2 separate regions of the Homo sapiens genome follow, and region 1 is linked to region 2. Evidence: chromatin loops called from intact Hi-C (ENCODE). Cell type or tissue: PC-3. All regions are shown on one strand. Each heading gives the region's core, and the rest is flanking DNA. Links, peaks and the distances in the headings are about the cores only.

What was found. Peaks named below come from ENCODE experiments on the same cell type or tissue, not always from the same donor. Only the 100,000 strongest peaks of a DNase experiment are listed, where the experiment ranks them.
Region 1: it touches region 2 in a loop (3-fold over the local background); 5 of 110 quality-filtered maps call a loop at or near these places.

Annotation. Positions count from the first base shown.
Region 1 is chr5:84,432,339-84,441,791 of GRCh38, forward strand. No RefSeq gene overlaps it. Among named protein-coding and RNA genes, the nearest start is that of EDIL3, 52 kb to the left of the region's middle. In PC-3, for the core only: no CTCF peak of the experiment used is centred there; a DNase peak (open chromatin) is centred at 5,483; H3K27ac peaks cover 1,396 bases.
Region 2 is chr5:84,284,164-84,293,616 of GRCh38, forward strand. All of the region lies in intron 1 of EDIL3 (EGF like repeats and discoidin domains 3), which reads right to left. Among named protein-coding and RNA genes, the nearest start is that of EDIL3-DT, 94 kb to the right of the region's middle. In PC-3, for the core only: no CTCF peak of the experiment used is centred there; a DNase peak (open chromatin) is centred at 3,998; H3K4me3 peaks cover 248 bases; H3K27ac peaks cover 1,303 bases.

The DNA.
Region 1 (9,453 bases), core at 2,735-7,734, 150 kb after region 2:
CAAGCACGCACCACTGTGCCTGGCCAGATGTAAAATATTAATATTTAAATATCTCTCTTGCGGATTTTCAACTTAAGATATTTAGGCAAGTAAGGTCGTTCTGATTCCTTGTTAAAAAACCAGACATAAATTCTTTTCCTTATCAGATTAGTTCTCTAACATATTTTTCTTTGTGTCAGAATTGCTTGATTCTCCAGATCAGAAGTACTTGGGCTACAATAAATCCTCAGTCACCTGCCATCCCGTACATCAAATGGCACAGTGCCTTTGTGGAGACTACCTATATACCACCTGCTTTGCCATGCTGGTAAACTCATTCTGTACATAACATTTTGGGGCTGCTGTGCCCTAAATGATTATCCCTACATAATTCACAATATTTTCTTTCTGGTGGTTGTATCCGGTTGATAATTCAGTTTAATTATTTGAGTTTATCCTCTAGGTTTTCTTTACATGTAGAAAGGTTATACTTAAATTGACCTCTTAAAGAAGGAGTGATCCACTTGATAATCTATAGCATATGAAGGGTTGCTGAGAATATATGAACAATTAATATCTGAAAACGTACTAATGGACTACTAAGAAAAGATATTTTTGGCCACTTTTAGTTTTAGATGGTTGGTATTTTTGTTAAAGAAAAAAGCAATTCAAGCTTTCAAAATACTCTTTTAGGAGAAGGATATATTCACTTCTCAAAATAGGAAGCCATTTATCTATTAAAAAGGATGATGTGGGCGTATATTGTATTTTTCTTTCTATTTTTGGCAGATAATGTCAGAGACTTGATTTATAATGTGTGCTTTAGCAGAATAATTTTTTCTAGTATGTTTTATAAAAGTTTACTTCTTTTCACATCACATACATCTTTTTTTCTTTTGTCTCTACATTTGTGCATCTTTTCTACATCCATTCATGTTCAAATGTCCTATCAATACTTATCAATATAGCAAATATTTTAATGTCTATGAAAATGACATTTATTTTCCTATAACTTAAAAATTTGAAAGAAAATAGTGAGTTTTTTGTTTTTTTTTTTTTGCCATTGCTATCTGTTCAAGGTTCAGTGTAGGCAACAAAAGACTCTTAGATATTTAAAACAGAATAGGATCTTTTGAAACACTGCTGAAATGTAGAATGATTCCCAGAATAATGAAAAGCTGTCCAATCATGAGAACTACTACTTCAGATCCCATCAGTGTACTTAGAGTTACACTGGAATAAGAACCTATTTTAGTTTTTGCTGTCTCTGCCCCTGACCTCCCTGTAGATTTGAGAAAGAAACACCATAATTATGAGTCAGGAATTAGGAAGTTGTAGGAGTTACTGCTGCTATTGCTGATGCCACAGCTGATTAGGAAACTGGACAATGGACCCTGGATCTCTATTGGAGGGAGACCTCACATATCTACAACTAGGCTTGCCAGCATCACTATTCATAAATTATGCAATGACTATAATCCTCCATACGTGAGGTTCAACTCTAGTTATAAGTCTAGAAAATATTGTAATTAGTTATGTTTAAGGCCAAATTATGGGTAAATTCATAAAATTAACTTGGAAATAATTGGATTTTAAGCTACTTAAATGCACATAAATGATTTTAAAAGTATGAGTTTTAAAATTACATTACTATGATTTCTCATAAATATCATTTGGATGCAGTCAAATGTTCACTTTAAAGTAGTTTCATTTTTCTTTGACATAAAAAATATACTTATATGGAAATCTTCTATTTTTTGATGCTTGGCATCATCATAAATTTCTCGTGCCTTTTCCATGAAGTAAAAAGAAAGTGGTCAGTTTTTACTTTCCAGGTTTCTACTTACCTCTGTCCAATAGTCAATCATCAAATTCGAAGGAATTTCAGAAATGATTATTTTCTAACTCTTTGATTGCACCTAGGATTTCTGCTTCTTCATATGCTTTGGACATGCTTTGTTAGTTGGCATTGAAACTAAAGGTAGGGGGGATAATGTGTCTCATTTCTTGTCTACCATAATGTGGGTTGATATTAAAAACCCCTAACTCTCAACACCTGACTTTTAACCTTGGTACCATATGTGTTTATTGGATAGAGAAGATGTTTCAAAGGGAAAGGGGAAAAATTCCTAAATTACTCATTTCTCCCTGTACTCGTTCTGCTTATCCAAAAATCATTTTTTGTTGTTAGGTTTCAGTCACGTTTTTATAATGTAAGCTTTATGCAATCAAGAATTTTGTCTGTCTTGGTCTTTTTTGTCTAGCACCAAGAACTAGTACTGAAACTGAATATATTGTACAGAAGAAGGAAGGAGAACATTCTTACAGGACTAATACTCATTAAGTACCCAATATTTTCTATAATTTCAAACCAACACAAAGTCAGTGAGTTTTACCTTCTAAAGAATTGTATTAGGGTTCAAAATTATCAGTCAGGATTTATGAAGCATCAGTAACAATTCAACAGTTAGATATAGAAACTGGAAGTCTACTTTATGTTATATTATTGGAGCCAGCTTCTCTTATGAGGCAACATTTATGTGAAGGCCTAAACAATGTAATGGTAACAGATTGCACAAAGAATCAGAAAGAGGGTTTTCCCCATTCTGCTCCTTTTCCACCAGTGCTGTCACTTCAGATGTAGTGGCTTCTTTCTCATTGAATCCTATGGTCAATTCAAAAGAGGAAACATCAATACTATAGCCTGAACAATTTGGAGATATAAAGCCAATAATGTCAATAAAGCTATATACCAAATATTTTAATGGCAATAACTTGATTACTGTTATATTCTGAATGTTTTTGTTCCCCCAAATTCATATGTTGAAATCTAATCATCAATGTGATGGTATTAGGAGTTGGGGTTGTTGAGAGGTAGTTAGGCCAAGAAGGCAGACCCCTAATGAATGGAATTATTGGCCTTATAAAAGAAGTCCTAGAGAGCTGCTGTGTGCTTTCTACTGTGTGAGCATGCAGTGAGAAGATGGATATTTACAAACCAAGAAGCAGACCCTCATCAGACACCAAATCTGCTGGCACGTTAATCTTGGACTTCCTAGCCTCCAGAACTGTTGCGGGAAGTCAGGGACCCTGAACAGAGGGACCGGCTGGAGCCGAGGCAGAAGAACATAAATTGTGAAGATTTCATGGACATTTATCAGTTCCCAAAATTAATACTTTTATAATTTCTTACACCTCTCTTTACTGCATTCTCTGAACATAAACTGTGAAGATTTCATGGACATTTATCACTTCTTCCCGAATTAACACTCTTATAATTTCTTATGCTTGTCTTTACTTTAATCTCTTAATCCTGTTATCTTCGTAAGCTGAGAATGTACATCACCTCAGGACCACTATTGTACAAATGGATTGTAAAACATATGTGTTTGAAATCAGTGTACCCTGAAAAAGAACAGAATAACAGTGATTTTTCAGGGAACAAGGGAAGATAACCTTAAGGTCTGACTGCCTGCAGGGTTGGGCAGAATAGAGCCATATTTTTCTTCTTGCAGAAAGCCTATAGACAGATGTGTGAGTAGAAGAAATATCGCTGAATTCTTTTCCCAGCAAGGAATAACCCTAGGGAAGGAATGCATTCCTGTGGGTAGGTCTATAGAGGGCTGCTCTGGAGGTGTCTATCTTATGTGGTTGAGATAAGGACTGAAATACGCCCTGGTCTCCTGCAGTACCCTCAGGCTTGCTAGGATTGGGAAATTCCAGCCTGGTAAATTCTAGTCAGACCGGTTGTCTGCTCTTGAACCCTGTCTCCTGTTAAGATGTTTATCAAGACAATGCGTACACAACGGGACATAGACCCTCATCAGTAATTCTAATTTTGCCTTCACCTTGTAATCTTTATTGCCCTTTGAAGCATGTGATCCTTGTGACCTACTCCCTGTTGGTAAACCTTCCCCCGCTTTTAAAACTCCTAATAAAAACTTGCTGGTTTTGCAGCTTGGAGTCAGCATCACGGTCCTACCAATATGTGATGTCACCCCCGGAGGCCCAGCTGTAAAATTTCTCTCTTTGTACTCTTTCTCTTTATTTCTCAGACTGGCCGACACTTAGGGAAAATAGAAAAGAACCTACATTGAAATATTAGGGGCTGGTTCCCTTGATACAGAGCAGTGCCAAATAAATGTCTGTTGTTTATATGCTACTCAGTTTATAGTATTTTGTTACAGAAGCTATAATGGGCTAAGACAGTGGCCTATATAAATTTATCTTTAAATTAAATAACCAAAATAACACTTTCTGTAGCATTACATCTTCCCAAGAGCGATTAATATAAAATATATTTATTTAAGAAATTACCCATCTGTGAACTGACTCCTGTTATCTCAGATGTTATTCACTGCTGAGAATTTAGAAGTCAAAAAATAATACTTCTTTTTTATTTTCTGAGTCTGGAATCAATTAAGAGAATTACTCAATAATTCATAAATATGGCAATTTAAGTATAATATATAGAATATGATGGCTTCAGTAGGGAGTGAGTGGAAAGTACACTTATTCTTTCACCATTGTTCTTGCCATTTTGCTTATTTAATATATTTAATCAATTTGATTATGCTCTATTTTAATTTTCTCCCTGGAAAATGAAGAGAAAATTGTTTTTGCATGATCTAAGATTTCAAGATTCTATGTTTATGGCAAAAAGCTTATGCTCGGTGTATGAGTGAGACATTGATGATAAAGTCCTTTCTTCTGTACCTCCAAAGGCTTATAAGGCTACAGATTAGTCAGACATGCAAATAACTGTAATGAAAGGAAAGGAAACCTGTGAGCCAGGACTATGTAAAAAGATCCAGACAGGGTAAGTTGCATGAAGACAAAAATGAAAATACTTCATTTCAAGGACTTCTTAGTTCTTTTATACAGAAACCAGAAAATTATTTCACTGTAAAATGTCCTTGGCTACTGAAGAGACCACAGACTTTAATATAAAGGTTATTAACTGTTCCAAAAATGAGTAAAAACCTATCTTTTAACAGGCTAAAACTTTTTACAAAAATGTTTAGGTTTCACTGATAAACATTTATAGACCTAAAAAGTGGAAGAAATATACATTTTGAGAAACACTAAAAATTTTTCCAATGTTTTTTAAAAATAAAAAATATATATTTTTGATTTAAAAATAAGCATGAGCTAGACAAATTTTTTCTGCATATATTTGTAGTTCTTTCTTTAAATACTGGTATGCACATAATTTTAATACTTTCAAATATATTATAAAGACTTCAGATTTTTTGAAACACTTCAGGTTTCAGCAAAGTTTGGAGATTATCAATCCTATCCTCAAAAGAAAAAAAAAAAAAAAACAGTTGTACAAACTGAAAACCAACAATTTTTCTTAGGTTCATTAGAAAATTGAGGTCACGGGGCAAATGGCCATACCAAAATCTGAAGAGAGAGTTAAATACAGAGAGGCACAGCCCAGGTCAACTGATGTGAATCATAAACTGTTAGAGTCAGTAACTAACTACAAGCATGACTCAGAGATATTGTGGGTTTGATTCCAGACCACCCACAATAAAGTGAATATCATAATAAGGTGACTCATATGAATATTTTGGTTTCCCTACACATATAAAAGTTATGTTCACACTATAATGTAGTCTATTAAGTGTGCAACAGCATTATGGTAAAAAAAATGAGCATATCTTAATTTAAAAATACTTTATTGCTTAGAAATGCTTATCATCATCAGAACCCTCAGTGAGCCTTAATCTTTTTGCTGCTGGAGGGTCTTGCTCAATATTGATGGCTGCTGACTGATCAGAGTGGTGTATGGTGAAGATTGGGGTGGTTGTGGTGGTTTTAAAAATAAGACAACAATGAAATTTGCCGCATTGATTGACTCATGCTTTCATGCATGATTTCTCTGTGGCATGAAATGCTATTTGATAGCATTTTACTCATAGTATAATTTCTTTCAAAATTGGAGTCAGTGCTCTCAAACCCTGCTGCTGCCTTTACCAACTTTTATGTAATATTCTAATATTATGTAGTATTCTGAGATTATGTAATATTATATAATATTCTCTTTGTTGTCATTTCAACAATGCTCACAGCATCTTTACCAGGAGTGGATTCCACATCAAGAAACCACTATCTTTGTTAATCTCCAAGATGCAAATCCTCACCCATTCCAGTTTTATAATCAGATTGCAGCAGTTAAGTCACATCAGTAAGCTCCACTTCTAATTCTTTTTCTCTTGCTATTTTCATCACATCTGCAGTTATGTCCTCCACCGAAGGTCTTGAACTCCTCAAAGTTACTCATGAGGGTTGGCATCAACTTCTTTCAAACTCCTGATAATGTTGATATTTTAACCTCCTACCATGACTCCAGAATGGTCTTAGTGGTATCTAGAATGGTGACTCCTTTCCTGAAGGTTTTCAATTTCCTTTGCCCAGTTCCATCAGATAAATCACTGTCTAAGGCAGCTATAGCCTTACAAAATGTATTTCTTAAATAATAAGACTCCAATCTGAAGTGGTTCCTTGATCCAAGGGCTACAGAGTGGATGTTGGATGTTGTGTTAGCGGGTATGAAAACATTCATGTCCTTGTACATCTCCATTGGAGCTCTTGGGTGACCAGTGAAAGCCCTAGATGGCATCTTCTTCCAATATAAGGCTGTTTGGTCTACACTGAAATATCTGTTGTTTAGCGTAGCCACCCTTATCAATGATCTTAGATCTTCTGTACAACTTCCTACAGCTTATATATTAGCACTTACTGTTTCACTTTGCCTTTTTAGTTATGGATATGGCTTCTTTCCTTAAACCTCAGGGACCATCCTCTGCTAGCTTCAAACTTTTCTTCTGCAGCTTCCTTACCTCTCTCAGCCTTCATATAATTGAAGAGAGTTAGACCATTGTTCTGAATTAGGGTTTGGTTTAAGGGTATATTGTGACTGGTTTGATCTATCCAGACAGCTAACACTTTCTCCATATCAGTAATAAGGCTGTTTCACTCTTTTACCATTCCTTTGTTTACTGAAGTAGCATTTTTAATTTCCTCCAGGAACTTTTTTATTAGTATCATGTCTGTCATGGTGCTCTGTGATCAATGATCTTTGATGTTACCAATGTAATTGTATTGGGCCACCACGACTCACACCCATATAAGGAGGCATATGTAATTGGTAAGTGCTGTGTGTGTTCTGATTTGCTCAACTGAACAGCTATTCACTCATTTCTCTCCTTCTCAGCTCTCCCTATCCCCTGAGACACAACTAAACAGGCATACCTTAGAAATATTGTGAATTTTGTTCCAGATCACCTTAAGAAAACAAATATCATAATAAAGTGATTCACATAAATTTTTTGTTTCCCAGTGCATATAAAAGTTATGTTCAGATTATGTAGTCTAGAGGGAAATAGTCATTTCGAAAATGCTCAGGTGAAAAGTGACTATACTGAAATAAACTTGGATTATTCTCTGTAACAAAGGCCCATCCTTCAAGGGAAACTACTTTACCAGAGCCTTGTGAAATCTGAGGAAGGGACAAGTACCCAACTCCAGTACCCTCTAGCCTTCTTGTCTTTCATAAGGTAAAGAGCAAAAAAGTCTAAGAAGCACTTCTGAAGGTCACAGAAGGGGGATTTTGGCCACTAAAAGAAAGATTTAATCATAAGTTTATAGAATGCTTCCCTCCTCAATATCTTACTGGCACATTAATACAGCTCTAGAATAACAACAGTGAATTACAACTGAGAGAACCTGAAGGCAGATTCTATTAAAGAAGTCATTCTTAGGAAATCCAAAGATAGGAAGATGGAAAAAACTAAAGTAAACAAAACGAGGAAACTTGAGAAAACTGAAGTCTCTTGGACCTACAACTGCTGCAAACATCTAGAAATCTGTCTCCAGTGAAATTACCCTTCATAAGTCACAGAGAAATAAAGACTTTCTGAGACAAAGAAAATGAGATAATTTGTCACAAGTAGACATACTTTGCAAAAAATTTTAAAAGAAATTATTTAAAGAGAAGAAAAATAATATGTGTCATAAACTGAGATCTACATTAAGGAAGAGCATCAGAGAAGAAATGTATGAAGATAAAATAAAATGATGTATTTTTATGATTCATAATTAACCAAATAGATAATGTTTGTTCAAAGTAATTATAGCAATAATATATGGAGTGATTACAGTGTGTGGATAAGTGAAATTAAGAAACAGCAAGAAGGAATTGAAAATACTCTGCTATATGGTATCTGCACTACTCAGGAATTGGTATAGTGTTATTTGAAAGTGGATTTAGAATAATCATAAATGTATGTTGTAAACCTTAGGGTCAGCACTAAAACAATTTAAAAATGTATGGTGGAAATGCTGAGAGGAGATGAGATGGAATCATATAAACTACCCAATTAAAACTAAAGAAGGAGGAAAAAGGAGCTGTAAAAAATTCAAGAAAAATGACAAAGAATAAAAAATTGTTGCAAACATGATAAATATTAATTCAACTATGTACACTAGTAATCACTATAAACATAAATGGTCAAAATACACCAATTAAAAAATAAAGACTGTCAGAGTGAATTAAAAAATAAGATCAAAGAAGAAGTCTCAAGAGAAATTTTAAAATACTGTCAATTAAATAAAAATTAAAATGCCACTTATCAAAATTTGTAGGACTTAGTAAAAGCAGTGCTAAGCAGGAAATTAATAACATTGAATTCATATATTAGAAATGAAGATCTAAGCCTCATTAATCTAAGCCTCCACCTTAAACCTGTAATAAGAGAAACATAATTCTAAAGGAAGCAGAATAAAAGAAGGAGAAAATAGTGTATAACTTGACATTGAAGACAAAAAATCCATAAAGAAAATCCATAAAACAAAAAGCTGATTCATTGAAAAAATAAATACAATTGATAAAACTCTTGCCAGGATAACCAAGACAAAATAAAAAGGGAAGATACAATTTACTACTATCAGAAATGAAAGAGGAGTCATCATTATAATCCTTTCAAGGTCCTTGGGGGTTGATGTTATGAAAAACTCTATGTCTATAAATTTGATAACCTAGATGAAATGGGTTAATTCATTGAAAGACATAAACTACCAAAACTCACATAAGGAGACAGATAATAAGAATAGACCTATATCTAAGAAGGAATTAAAAAATAATTAATAATCTTACAAAAAATCCCAAACCACCAGGCCCACATGGTTCACTGATAAATTCTGTAAACATTTATGGAGAGCAGAGAACACCTTCTAATTCATTCAGTGAGGCCAGCATTACCTTAATACCAAAATCCAACAAAATATTACAAGAAAGGGAAACTACAGACCAATATTCTCATCAAGAGAGTTTTTAAGAACTTTAACCAAATATTTGCAAATCAAGTTCAATAATGTATGCAAAGCATTATATACTATGACAAAGTGGGATTTATTCCAGGCATGCAATGCTGATTCAACATTTTAAAAAATTATTAAGATATTCCA
Region 2 (9,453 bases), core at 1,893-6,892:
ATTCATTAGCCATTTGGGTTGTTTAATTTGTCTATTTTTAAAACAAAATGCATTGTCAATATTTGTAAATATTCTGTATGTATATGTTTATTCTACTTTTAGCTCCTTTTAGTCTTTATCTCTTCATTGTGAAGTGACCTTTCCAAGTCCCAGTTGTCTTCTTTGGCACTCATGAGTGGTGCAGCAATGCCTCCCAGAAGCCCCATGACATTTCTCCTACGGCATGGCTACTATACCCATGCACTTGTCCTATTTACTGGTCCCCTGTGCCTCCAGACCATGAAATTGTTAAGGACAAAGGCCCATTCTTCCTGACTTTATCACCAGCACCTAGCATGCTACACAGGCCATCATCACTGTCCAAAAAATCTCGGCTGCAATAATTGGTTATAATCAATCTCATGATATTGATATTTCCAAGGAAACTAGTGGTAGGGTTACATGATTACTTTTCTGTTTTTGTTGCTTTTGACTAAGTAATGTTTCTGCTTGAAATAATGATAATGTTAATTTCCAAAAATCTGTAAATCCTTTTGTCCTAACCTCATAATTAAAAGTGATGCAGTAAAAACAAAAGATCTGAGGAATTCAAAGACCAAAGATCATACTTGGAAATAGACCCTGCAGCAAACTGCTGGAAAGCTATCTTTGTTTTCAGTATAAAAAAGAAAATTCTATCCCATTACTTCTTAAAATGCATTTTTTTTATTTGTAGTTAAGTAACATTCAGCATACAGAAAACAATGGGGAAAATCTATAAAAACTATCATTTTCAGTGACATTCTGTGACCAGAGAATGCTCTGTGATGGGTTGAAGTTTAGTTTAACAAACAAAACAAACATCTGTCACAAGAAGTCAGTACCTACAAGAGTGTTTCTAAAGGCATGTGTAAGTTATTCTGTGTTAAATAGCACTATGATTATATTTGAACCATATACGTAAATATGCATAACAGTAAATTTGAATGTTCTTGAATAAGTGGGCCCCTTTTAAGTGTCAAAAAAATCATGAACACTTACATAACCTGAATTGCACTATTAATATTCATTGATTCTAAGGAAAAGCTTACTGATAAAATGCTATCATTAATTAAGTAAAGTACATTTAAATTTTCTAATTCCAACAGAAATAGGTGTGTATGCAAATCCATATTACATATGTTTGTGTGAATGATATTTATCTAGCCTTCAAATGCTACTTTGCCTACATATTGATTTGCTAATCTGAAGCCAGTTGGGAGCTACAGTATCTCATATTTAAGAAGCATTACTAGTTAGAAAGCAGGAACCATGTCTTAGAGGGTTTTGCATTCTCATGCGTAGCACGGTGTCTGGCACGTATAATAGCAATAGATATGCAATAAATGCCCAGATGAGTAAACCAAAACACTTTGTCTGTAGGATATTATAAAATTAATGTTGTTCATACTTAAGTGAGACAAAATATATTCATGAAAGAAAACCATAATAAAAAGATTATCTTATGTCAGACTTGGGCTTCTAGGTTCCTGAAAATAAATTCACATGTAGTTACTAATATGTTTGGTCACACTTGGCATGCATTGCTGCACTTTCAGTGATAGTGGCTGCTTTAGCCATGGATTTGATGAAGGGAAGGGATGGGCTGTGGAACGCCTCAGATAGAAAGTTCTTACAGAGAAAGTGTCATGGTGACTATTCTGTCAGTGGCAGGAGGGATCCAGTGGCACTGATTAATATCAGTGCCAGTGCTTTATATGGAAATGGGGAAACACGCAGAGCACAGAACTGAAATTATATTATACGTGTAGTTCCTTTTGCCTGTTTGAACATTATTGCTGGCGGCCAGAATCTCAACCTATATAATTCCATGGGAATTTTTTTCATGGATTCACCCAAGATGAAACTCTTGTCCTGTATCTTTAAATTTTTGCTTTAGCTCTAGGCTTACAGTGAACTCTGTAGTCAGGCTGCATAAATATTCCTGAGCTTTGGCTTTCTGCACCAAACTCTCCTGAGAATAGCATAGGCAGTAGATTGCAGTTAAGGATTTTTTAAATGTTTTAATTTTGTGATAGCATGCATTTTCACAAAAACCAATGTGTGCTTTAGCTTGCTACACTCTCCCCATTCTATATATTTAGAGGGAAGAGAGTAGGGAGTCATAGAGCCTGTCGTTATTTTAAAAGAAAAAGCCATAGATGTCCACGTGAAAGAGCAGAAGATTTATTAATGGAAAATGAAATAAATAAAATACTCTCTAAAGTATAAAAAGACTATTCAGCAATAAATCTTGCAGTACAGGCTGATATGCAGTGCTTAAGGTCTTATCAAGCCTATACTGAAGGAATTCAGTAGACAGTTACACTATGAATCAAGACAATATATTTAGCATATACTCTGCGTTTGCTTGCTTTTTTATTTTGTTAAACTTTCGCCAGGCTTTGACCACATTACATATTTAGTTGGAGTCTTTATATAAGGGAGCCATGATTTTACTTTTTGTATACTTTATAACTTATTAGGTAAAATGGGGCAATAGAATAAATAGAATAATGCAGGGTTTATTTGTTCTTTCTGAAGGTTTTGGATACAATTATTTCTCATGGTTTTTCTTTTGCCCTCATAAAATAAGGCTCTGCACCTCAGGTTGGAATCAATTAGGCTGATCCTCAGCTGTTCAGCATTCAAGGTTCCCAGTGGGGCAGCCTGTATGTACCTGCTCTCCCCACTGAGGTTTTAAGCTGAACTTCTGGAATTGTGCCCAGTCTTTGGGCCAGACACAGTATCTCAGCAATGCTAGTGCAGAAGTCTAGTAGGTAAAAACCTCTTTCATGGTTTAGATAAAAATCTATTGGTGCTCTTCTAAAAACAATCCTCTACCTGAAATGCTTGTAACCAGAAAATAACACTGGCAATTAGAGAGGAAGACAGCCACATAATGGGAGATGCAGAGACTCTGGGTTGGTGATTATTTATATAATATTGTTGAATGGTATAATAGATGCATACGTTCTATTGAGCTAAAGCTGTATTTATCCACTTGCCTTATTTTCATAAAGAATATATAGTAATCTAATTTCTAAAGAAAAATGTGCTATGTGGATTCTTTATACAAGAATGAGAGCTTATTTTTGGATGTAATAAGAAATGTGAAATTATTATTATTAAGAAAGTAAGATGTGGGTATTTCTCTTCCAAAGGTGTTGGTCTTCTCTGCAGCATATCTCCAGATCATCGTCAGCAGGACTGAGTTGAACAAATTGAAGAAAACAACAGTATTGCTTTTCAGATTCTGAATAATTTGCAATATTAAATTTGTAGATCAAATCAGCATTTAAATATCTGTCAAAATGATTGCTAATACAATTTGGAATTCAGGTTGAATTTTGAAATTAATGAAACTACACAAGCTTAATGAACATTAGGGATTAAAATGCAAGAATTTCTGTACTATGGAAGGACACATGCACAGGCCTGCTTTTTACAAGATCACAGGGGGAAATGAAGGGAATTCTTGAAATCAAAAACGCTGCTAAATACAAATGTCAAATCTTAGTCATCTTCTTACTTGACCAATGAGCAGCATTAGACAGAGTTGAATGCTGTCTACTCTGTGAAACATTTTCTTTACTTGGTTTCCAATACACATTTTCTTTGATTTCCCTCCTCCTTCTCTAGCCATTCCTTCTTAGCGGGCTCTTCCTCTTCCTCTCTAACTCTTAATTTTAGAGTGCTCCAGGGCTCAGTCCCTGGACCTCTTGTCTTTTCTATCTATACTCATTCCCTTTGTAACTTCAAATAGTCTTCTTGGCTTTAAATACCATCCACAGACTGAAGACTCTAACATTTTTGCTATATCCCCTAAAAACCCCAGATTTATACTCACGAACTCACTTGGATGACTAATCTGCATCTCAAATTTAACATGTCCACACTCCTGATAATTTCCCCAGACCTACTTTTCCCGTTGTCTTTCTCATCTCAGTTAACGTCAACTTCATTCTTCCAGTGGCTTGGGCCAAAACCCTTAGAGGCATTCATGACTCATCACTTTCTCTCATACCCACATCCTCTCTGTGGGCAGTTTATGTTGCCTTTACCTTTAAAATACATCCAGAATGTGACCATTTCTCACCCCTACACTTCTAACACCCGAGTTCAATCCATAATCCTCTTTTGCCTGGGTGACTGCAATAACCTCATTTCTTTGCTTTTATTTTTGATGTTTTCACTATCTTCTCAACATGCAGCAAGAGTGATTTTGTTAAAAAATGTCAGGTTATGCTTCCCCTTTGGTTAAAATTCTCATTGTGATGATGAAATTCTAAAATTTAGCAGGGAGTATAATGCAGGCCCTGACCAACTGAAATTCATGCTAACATCCACCTACTAAGATTGGACCAATACCTACCAAGTAAATATCAACTGTACTCAGAGGGCTTCACATCGTCCTGTCACCTCGGGATATTTCCATCTAAACACTTTCCTCTGTTTGGAATGCTTTTGCTCCAAGCAAGAGTCTCATCTTCCTTAAGTCTTTACTAAGAAATTATCTTCTCAGAAAGCTTTCCCCTGACTACTCAACTTAAAATTGCAGGTCTTCCTGACCCCAAATCCTGGCCTTCCTTAGGAACACTGATCACCAAATGTCATACTACACATTTTACATAAATATCTTGTTTATTGTCTCTCTTCCCCACTATAATGAATCCCCACAAGAATAGACTTTTTTTTTTTACTCCTATACCCATCACTTAGAACAAGGTCTACATAAAATAAGTGCTCGAGAATACTTGTTGAATTAAAGTTGAATAAATAAATGAACAAATGAAAGCAACGTATAGTGTGGAGCTAAGAAACGCAGCTCAAAGCTTGGGGATTGTAACTGTACCTGTCTTATCCTAGAATGGCACATTTAAAAAATGTTTTTGTTTTTGTTATTTCTAGGTGAACTGCTAAATTCAATAGTTTCCATCTAGATTTCTAAATGGAGCTGGGAATATATAAACAAACAAACAAATAAATAAGTAGAGTAAGTCTACAATGTGAGTTTGGCTTTTTAGTGTTAATAATGTTACACATTTAACATTCCGTGACATTATCTAAATAAACTTACTTAAACTCACCCAATAACAATAAGAGTGTTTGTTTAACTTTTCCTTCCCTTAAATTAGCAAAACAGCTTAATCAGGGTAACAAAGAGCTGCTTGAGTTTTATATACTGTGCCTTCTTCCCAGAACTTACTATTTCCCAGCTCCTCCATGAGGAGAGATTTTACCTCTGAGTTCTTATTATTTCCATTTTCTCTTAACGAGCTCTTTCTGCTCAGCATTGATAAATGCTCAAATCATCACAAACACTTCCTCCCTTATGACTCCTTCAGTCACTTCACTGCTTGCAAGTTGTAGTCTGTCCCCAATTCCTCACCTAAAAAGGAACACCCAGAGCCCCTTGGTTGTGAATCTAGTGGGTATTCCTTGGTCTTTATCCTACCTGACTTTCCGTCAACAACTGAGATGACTAACATCTGATTCTTAGGACACTTTCCTTATTGATAGCATTCATTCATTTATCTCCTTCCATTCCTTTGACTAACCTCTCTGGGTATTCTTTCTCACATTATTTGTTTATCAGAAATGAATACGCTTACTGAAGTTTTTTCTAATAAGGTCAGATACTTCCAACTTTTAAGTTAAGAAATTGTTTAAGCACTAAAATATGTTAATGAAATGAAAACATTAATAAATTAGTTCTATACTTCCACAGACATATTCTGACTATAAATCTTAAGTAATTTCATTTTAATATCCCACTGCCTAATGAAAAGAATTAAGCACATACACTTCCTAACTTCTAAGTAACAGATTGTGGAGGATGCTTTAATGGGACCCTCAGATCCTCCTTCAGGAACAAAACATTAATTTCCCCAGCCACAAGTGTTGGATCCTGAAAGCTCACAAGTTAGTACCTCCCTACTCATTCTCCTGCCCAATAAAACTACCTCATCTGCATGTCTTCCCTGAGGACAGCCATATCCAAGGACTGCTTGATGCTGGGGTGAAAAAGCACAACCCCCTTGTCTCAATGCCAGACAATGTGGAAGAGCCATGCTAGCTTCAGAGCTCCCCATGACACTATCTGAGAGCTCTTTTACAACCACCACTCAGTAAGCCTCCCCGTCTTCCCAGTGCTGCTGCCCTTACTCCCTCTAAGAGCTCTTCTTGCACATCAATCTCCATTTCAGACTCTGGTGCCTGGGAAATTCCATCTAGACATACGTCATCTCTAATACTTGAGATACTGAGTGTCTGTGCTACCGAACGTTGGCAGAATATGCCACCTCAAAATTAGCCACTTTGGCATAAGGCATTTCAAAAATAGCAGGAAAAAAAGAGTCTGACCTTCTTTCTCCTCCCTGTACCAGGAAGAAAGAAATATTTTTCTTACCAGAGATGGTGAGTCAAGGCTGAAAAGTATCTGTACCAACAGATCTTATAAAAATAATTTTTATCTTCCTTAGCTATCCCATACATATTAGTTACTTATCCACTATCACCAGACTTTGTTCAACCTAATGTATAAACATCTGGGTTTTGCCACTTCTTTCGGTCTTCATTTTCTTGTGGAGATTTCTAGGTGCATGTAAAATAAACTCTACGATTTTCTCCTATTAATCTGCCTTATGTCAATCTAGTCTCAAACCTAGCCAAAGATCCTAAGAGTGCAGAGGTAGAGCTTTGCCTTCCCTACTTCATTTCAAGTGGCTCAGTTTCAACCCTTGAACAGAATGCCACTGAACATTTGTGATTTCAGCTTTAGTCTCACTGCAACATTTAAACTAAAAATATTCTCTACTAAGCCAGAGAAGTTGGTCACATTATAATCTCCTTGATAACCTGCTTTAAAATTTCAATATGTAGTACTAGAAAAAAATGCAAGGTAGTGCCTGCCCAACAGTGAGTTTAGTTGACAGAATCAAGCAAGTTACTCGTAGCTGCTTGTCAAATTGAACCAAACTAAAGTGAGAAAAGAGCTGATAGGTTTAGAGTCAGGTAAATCAATTAAGGCTTACCATTTCTCCTTACTAAATTGATTTTCATGATCGGCACGAGAATGTCAGCCAAATGATATTAGGACATTTAATTTTATTTTAGCTATATTTACACACACATGAATGCACAACCGGTTTGCCTGAATATAAAGAACACTTGAATCAGGGAACAATCGCACTTTTTAAGACAGAGGTTATCAGATTGAATTTTTTGAAAATATAGGTATATATCCTTTTAAAAAGGTACACTAAAAACAAAACAACCCTGAAAGGTGGGAAATAATATGACGGTGTGTGTGCCAAAACATTTAACTTAAAGAAAAGCAATGTAAATAACAAACCGAATAGAATTTTAGACAAAAATTGATACAAAGATTATAAGAGATAGGTGACTAACCACCAGGAAGTGAGAACATTCATTATCATGTATGTGTGTGTATATATCTATCTATATCTATATATCTATATATATATCTATCTATATAGATATATCTATATATCTATCTATGTAGATCTATCTATATATCTATATAGATCTATCTATATAGATATATCTATATATCTATATATCTATATATCATATACAGATATATACACACACATATATATACACACACATATATATACACACACATATATATATATATACCTACAGGCCCTGGATATATAGAAAGTAATAACTTTAACAAAAGTATAGCAGACAATATACAGAGCATCAAATTATATTTTTGTAGCTCCAACTCCAACATATAAAAGCACATTTGCCATTGATATACCCAGATACATTAAAAAAGAAAAAAAACTCAGTGCTACATCTCTACTGCCCAATACAGTAGCACTAGCCACAAGTGGCTATATAAACTTAAAGTTAAATTTTATTTAACTTAAAGTTAAATAAAATTACAATTACAAATTCAGTGAAAGTAAATTTCTGTTTTTTTGTTTGTTTTGTTTTTTTAGCCACCCTGTCTGTGGTACTTTGTCACTGCAGCTCCAGCCAAATAACACATCAGGTTTGATATATTTTTACACCATACTCTCTTTCATACCTGCTTACTAACAATAATTGGAAATATCAATAACACTGATGATTTTTTTTAAATCACAAAATTATGACATTCAAAATTTAGAGGTTGTTTTCTGAATAAGATATTAAAAGGCACTCAGAATTTCAGAACCCATCTCATGCTGAATAAGACATAGTGTCCCGGAGCCAGGAAAGCATTCACTTTTTATAAATGCACTTTTGTTTAGTTCTCTCAGCTGTGCACAGAAGAAACAGGACAGAGAATTGCACAGATTTGTGCAGCATATTATCCAACCAACAGCAATGATACAAACTCTCAATGGCAGAAGAGATATTATGAGTGTTTATTGTTAATGTTTGAAAATAAAAAGTGGTAATGCTATAATTATATCCTATTTTTTTAAGATTTGAATATATCCTACCATTAAAATATTTGGTTCTCATGCTATATACTTTTCTTTATTTCACAGACTAAGGAATTTATCAGATACCAGAAACTCATGGGTATATTGAATAAGCCCAGAGTTATTGCTAATGTGAGAAACACACTCACCCACCCAAACCCAAAGATGGACTTAGAAGCAAAAAGAACAGCGAAAGTGAGACTTTTAATAACAGCCTTGCAAGATCGAGTGTCTGGTAGGCAGGCACATCTGGGGCAGTCACAACAGGTAATTTATCTCCTAGCACGCAAGTCCCTCCCCTAGTTCCTCATTGGTCGAGTACTATGGGGTTACAATCTTCCCAGACGTTGCCTAAAGTTTCATTATCTCCCTTATAAGGTTATACCTCCATCCCCTTCCTTGCTTAAGTTTCGACTTCCCAAAAATGAAACTTTCTTCCCTTTTATGGGCTGACCCCTCCGCTACATTCTGTTTGCTTATTGTGACCTTCTAGGTGCAAGAGCCCTGTGGTTTGTTACATTTGCAGCCTGGCTGCCAGTACTTAGATTTATCATGCCTTGAAAATGGACCATTTAAAATGTTTTCTCACACTAACAACACAATCAAAGCCGTTGATATATTTCTTTAACAAACACGAGCAATTTACAAAGTTAATTAATTTAATTTTCCTAAAAAGCTTATGAATAAACACTATTATTACCCAATTTTAAAGTTGGGTAACGTAAGATGGCAGAGAGGTTGAATAACTTCCTGAAAGACACTGGGGGCACAGCCTCAGTTTGAATCCAAGCTGCTGCCTTTGGAGTCTGTGCTCTTAACCACTGTGCTACAGCTTAACCTGCGAGTAGCTCTGCTAACTCTTGTTTTCAAGCGTAGACTTACCCATGTAGAGGCAAACATAGGGAAAAATGAATCGTGTCAAGTTCCATCCGCATGTGTCCCAGTTAAATGTCTACATTAAGGTAAATTAAAGCTGGCAAATCTACAG